Regions from separate parts of the Mus musculus genome. Here region 1 is linked to region 2. The links are chromatin loops, found by intact Hi-C in ENCODE. Cell type or tissue: left cerebral cortex. All regions are shown on one strand. Each heading gives the region's core, and the rest is flanking DNA. Links, peaks and the distances in the headings are about the cores only.

Region 1 (2,918 bases), core at 144-2,643, 100 kb after region 2:
TAAACTCAGCCTCTCCTCCACCGAGGGGTCTGGGCCAATAACTAACTCAGTAGGGATGGGAAGGAAGGGCCCACACACTATCGTGGTTCCTAGAGTCTCTCACAGTACTTTTCTTCAGAAAGCTCTGAAACGTGCAACGTCCCTCATACCAAAAGACATGATGGCTGGGCATTTGCCTTTAATCCTGGCACTCAGAGGCAGGTGGATCTCTGTGAGTTCCAGGACAGCCTGATCTACATAATGAATTCCCTGACAGCCTGGGCTACATACAAAGACTTTGTTTTGAAAACAAACAAACAATGAAGAGACACAGGCTTGAGTAGGGGAAGGATTCGTTTGTTCAGGATCGCACAGCCAGGGATGGCCAGGCACTGTCCTGAACCTGCCTAAGCTTTTCTGACTGTGACTCTGGCAGTAGCCCCCTTGACTGTCCCCACTTCACAGCTGCAGTACTGTAGAAACAGGGTAGGGAATTGTCATTCAAAACAAGATGTCAGTCACCAGACACTGGGGAGGAGGTAACATTTTTTTTTTATTCCAACTCCATTATTCAATAAGGTTTATCTTGACACAGCTGATTGTTAAGACATGTCTATAAGCTGGATCCAGTGTCACATACCTGTTACCCAATGTTCAGGGCCAGCCTGGGCTACACAACACAATGCTTTCTGACAAAACTACAGCAACAATGCCAGGGCCTGCAGGCAGTCACCTGTACTCACAGCTCTCTGGAGAGACTGAGGCAGGAAGACCACAAGTCCAAGGCCTGTCTGGACTGCAAGAAGGAGTTCTAGACCAGTTTGGCAACTTAGCAAGTTTGGTCTAGGATAGGGACTGATAGGGTAGGGTGGGGCTGGAGAGATGGCTCGGTGGTTAGGAGCACACACCCAAGTTCAGTTTGTGGTTAAGAGCATGGACCTAAGTTTAGTGTGTAGCAGCCACTTGGAGGCCCCAGCTCCAGGGGGTCTGATGCCTCTGACATCTTAAGGCACCTGGGCTCATATGCACCCACCCCGCATAATTAAAAATAAATCTTTTATCCAGGCAATCATGGTGCATGCCTTTAATCTCAGTACTCGGGAGGCAGAGGCAGGCAGATTTCTGAGTTTGAGGCCAGCCTGGTCTACAGAGTGAGTTCCAGGACAGCCAGGGCTACACAGAGGTAACCCTGTCTCAAAAAAACCAACCCCCCCCCCAAAAAAAACAAAAAAGGGGGGGGGGGATGTAGGTCTGAGTCAGTGACAGAGTCTGCCTTGCATGTCAAGGACCCGGGTTCAGTCCCCAGCACCCACCATTAAAGAAAAGCTACCATTGCCGCAAAATTTGTCATTTGACATGTATGATAATTTTATCTTTTACTAAAATAGATTTCTGAGTGGCCTGTAATGGGTAATTAGTAACTGAGAAGCAAATCAGGCCTCGCTGAGCTGCCTGCCCTGGAAGATGCTGTGCATCTCACCTGGGGTGTTCCATGTTGACCCTCAGACTCGCATGGGACCTCTTTAGAACTCTGTGAGGCGGATGCTGCTGCCATCATCCCATTCAGCCCAAACCCCAGGTTCCACTGAACTTAAAAAAAAAAAAAAAAAAAAAACAACAACAACAAAAAAAAAACACCAGCTCAAGCGATGGCGGCTCTAGATCGCCACCTTGTGGTTTCATAAGATATGACAAGAGGGATTTCAAACGTTAGTTCTGTTCCTGAAGAACCAGTGGTTTTGAGGAATACAGTACAGAACATGAAATAGTTACGAAAACAACAGATTGTGGGGGTGTTGAATCATGCCAGCAATTACAGTACCTAGGAAGGTGAGGCAGGAGGATGATAAGTTGTTCAAGGCTAGGCTGAGCTACATAGTGAGACCCCTGACTCAAAGACAAGCCCAGTGTTGTACTTGCTTTTAATCCCAGCATTTAGGAGGCAGAGGCAAGTGGATTTGAGTTTGAGACCAGCATGGTCTACATGGTTGGTTCCAGGACAGCCAAGAATACACAGTGGGAACCAGTCTCAAAACAACAATAACAACAACAACAACAACACACCAGACAAACAGAAGGGGAGAGAATTAGACATTCTAGTTCAACTTTGGGGCAAGCTGGATGCTGGGGAGTGAGCCAAGGCCTTACACATGCTCAGCCAATGAGACATATCCTAGACCGGGAAATAAAAGGAACATACTGCTTATCTAAATGTCTTCCAGCTCCATATTCTGCTATTTTGTTATAATTTACACCTTGTCCATCACTGGATGACTCATTCACTAAATGAAAATGTAACATCACGCAGAAACTAAGTGTCTGCCAGTCCACAGTGCCTTCTTCACACCTTTATTTAAACAGCTATTTATTTGTAAACAATGCCTTTATTATAGAAATATACTGACTCATCCTTAACTTTAAATGATAGAAATTCATTGGAAAACCCCTCTTTTTAATGTTTAGTTTATGTGCAAGAGTGTTTGCCTTCCTGTATGTATATGTTATGTGTGTGCACGCCTAGGCGCATGCGTGTGTTTGCCAAGTGAGTTCCCGAGTGTGTGGAGTTACAGGTGGTTGAGAGCTGCCAGGCAGGTTCTAGGAAACCAACATAGCACAACTGAGCCATCTCTCCAGGCCCATAAAATCAATTTTTTTGTTTTGTTTTCCTATTTGAAACTGTGTCTCACTAGCTAGTCCTGCTTGGCTGTCCTGGAATTCAATATATAATCCAGGCTGGTCTCAAACTGAGAGCTCTGTCTGCCTGTGCCCACTGAGTCCTAAGAGTAAAGATGTTTGCCCGTGTGCTTGGCCCCAAATCTATTTTCTTTTTTTAAAAAGATGTATGTATTTATTTTATGTATGTGAATACACTGTAGTGGTACAAATAATGTGAGCCTTCATCTGGTTGTTGGGAATTGAATTTAGGACCTCTGCTCACT
Region 2 (2,918 bases), core at 183-2,682:
GCTATCAGTATACAGCCAATACAATGAGCTGCCTTCCAAAAGCTGACTGCAAACTGAGGGCTCAGAACCTGAAACATGATTTTGCCCAACAGAGTAAATGCTCTTGGTTACAGCAGCAAACTATCTCAGAGAGGCCCACCCCAGCACTACTGCCCCAGCAGCCTTCTAGCTCCTCTCTTCCCCATGGGATAGGACGTGTTAACAGACAGAGCGCTAGTCACACATGTATTCGGTAAGAGCCACTTGCAGAAGGAGAAGGAAGATTCCTATGGCGTCACTGGAAAGTCAGCAGTGAGCAGGTGGGTGATGATCAGGACCGTAACAGTTAACAGAGCAGGCCAGCCTAACTCTCTGGACATTAACATATCGTGGAGCAAGTAACTGAGACGCTACGCTCCCACTCATTATCACCTCAGGGTTCTGGACCTTCCAGAACAGAAATGAAATCTATAAGGTGTTTTCCACATTTCAAATAACCTAGCACAAAGTAAAAAAATCAACACTTGCCTAAGTAAAGAGGTAAAGCTACACAGGTCTGCCTCCTTCAGTTAGATTGTCAAGAATGGTACAAGTCTGCATCCCCAGCTACCTGAGAGGAAGCAGGGAAGACCTAGGGTTTGAGGCTAGCCTGGGCCACACAGTGAGACCTGTCTCCATACAAAGTGTCAAATTTCTTGCTTTCAGGATTGTGATTACAAACTGGCAATTTATATGTGATTACTACAATATAAGATCTGAAGTTGTCACTAGGATTTAATTTTTCCTAAACATAAAAGAATCACTGTAGGAGACTAACAAAGGGAACACTTTACTGGAGAAGTGTCAGCCAGGCAGAGTGCATACCTGCCGTCCTCCGTCCTCCCTGCCTTTCCTACACGGATTTATTTCTACATCACCACTATACGGCATTTTAAAAATATCTTCTGAATATGCCCACTTGGGCCACTCCCAAGGTCTTCTCTCACAACATAGAAGGGAAAACGGAAAAACTGGAATGAAAGAGGGGTACAGACAACGGGGATGGGGATCAGTTTCTCTTTGATCCTTCTCTTTCCATAATGCCAAGATTCTAGCCTTGAGCAACAAGGCTAGGGAAAGAGGAAAGGAGGAAGGAACAGACTGGCCGGCTGGCCACACAGCCGAACAGCAGCCGAGCAGGGGCCGAGCAGGGGCCTGGGCTTCCCAGAGTGCCCACGGCCTGAGGAAGAAGACCTGGCAGGGACTGCGAGGAGCAGACTGAGGGCTCAGCACCGGGAAAAGAGCAGCTAGTGGAGAGGCAAAAGGGTGGGCGGCACACTGTGTTTATGAGGTGCAAACCCTCACTCACATGGGGACCTGAAGGGGGGAGGGGCAGCAGGCAGAGAGGAGCTTCCAGCACAGATTCCGGGTTACTAAGTGGTGCCAGCTACACAAACAGCCGGGTTTATACATCAACGTGAAAGAACACTGATGTCACCTCATGCTTGTCAACCCACCCACTCTCTCCAGAGCCATCTTTAAAACTGCAAGAGAACTTCACTTCTTAGCAAAATAAATGCACTCACCTAAAAAACACAGGCTGGTCACTAAATGAAGTTTCCTCAGCAGAGACGTCCTCCTCCAGTCCATTACCACCCTCCGCTGAATTGGCACGATGGTTCGGGGAAGCTTGTTTTGGCCCAGGAAAAGAAACGACTAGATTTGGCTCCTTTGAGGTACTCAAATGCCTTGGCAAACTGCAGGTGACATCAGCTCCAGGAGACTTTGTAACTGAAAACACAAGGGGCTTTTCAAGTTAGCTCTGCTCCTGTTGAGCACCATAGCAATTGATGCTGGTGAGGCTGCACACTGCACTTGACTGATGAGTTCCCTGAAGCTGTTACATTAACATGTGTGTACTGACTCAAAAAACTGTGCTTGGAACATGAGCTTTGAGCTTTTCCTAGCAGTGTGCAGGCCTGTCCTCTGGTGGTGCTGGGTGGCCACGGCTCTTCAGTCAGCAGTCACTCCACAATGGCGTGCGCTGACCAAGTACTACGTGGCTTCAGGTACTAGGTTCACTTCTGAGTGACTTCCTACTTAGGGCAGAACCCTCAGACTGTGTGTGTCAAGTACCTTCTGGATCTGGAGTCAGTAGAAGCTCCACTTCTGTAGAAAGACTTGTGAAGAAATCCTTGAGGAAGAACAAGGCGTCCTGGAATGGAGACAAGTCACTTTAACTGACAGGACGGCGTCTGAGGTCTCTGTCCCTGTCATTCACCTCACAAAGCAGTCATTGCACCTGTCGGTGGCATTTCTACCACTCTGCCTCTGCTGCACTCATTCTTGTTCTACACACACACACACACACACACACACACACACACATAATCCCTTTATTTTTTACAACCATGAAAACATTTACAACATTGCAAAATAGAGAAACAAAAAACCAGCTAGGCCTGGGCAGGGCATGGTAGTATACATTATAGGCCTTTAGTGCCAACACTCAGAGCACTGGTCCACAGGAAAGCCACCTGGTCTCTATCACTCGTTCCAGGATAAGCAAAGCTACTCAGGTCCTGTCTCAAAACAAGAACAGAAACAAAACTAAACATAAACGTGGGGAAAGGATTTAAAGATCAAAGTGCCTTTTGCTCTTTGCACCAGCAGTGGTGGCATCAGTGCTAAGAGCAGTGCACACCCTGTGCGCTCACCTTGTGCCACTGAACTCCATGGGACTCACTTCCTCTTTAACCACACTCCGTTACCTTAAGCCAGCTTCCTTACTGAACACGATACCGAAGTGGGAATTTAAAGCTGGTGAGGCGGCAGACGCTTACACCTCCAGCAGGCAGGCAGCAGAAGCAGAGGACTGACAAGAGCCCAAGAACAGCCTCAGGGACACAGCAGGCTCCACGTTAGCCCCAGCATAGCATGGAGATAATAAACACAGACCA

Evidence for each region. A loop is a pair of places that touch in the nucleus more often than their neighbours do. Peaks named below come from ENCODE experiments on the same cell type or tissue, not always from the same donor. Only the 100,000 strongest peaks of a DNase experiment are listed, where the experiment ranks them.
Region 1: it touches region 2 in a loop (2.7-fold over the local background); 7 of 42 quality-filtered maps call a loop at or near these places.

What each region holds. Positions count from the first base shown.
Region 1 is chr12:105,726,570-105,729,487 of GRCm38, forward strand. The region is part of intron 5 of Ak7 (adenylate kinase 7); the gene reads left to right. Among named protein-coding and RNA genes, the nearest start is that of Ak7, 22 kb to the left of the region's middle. In left cerebral cortex, for the core only: a CTCF peak has its summit at 1,653 (motif pointing left); a DNase peak (open chromatin) is centred at 1,654.
Region 2 is chr12:105,624,634-105,627,551 of GRCm38, forward strand. Atg2b (autophagy related 2B) reads right to left here. Exons shown (of 42, transcript NM_029654.4): 35 at 2,095-2,173; 36 at 1,545-1,749. Among named protein-coding and RNA genes, the nearest start is that of Bdkrb1, 22 kb to the left of the region's middle. In left cerebral cortex, for the core only: no CTCF peak of the experiment used is centred there; a DNase peak (open chromatin) is centred at 1,450.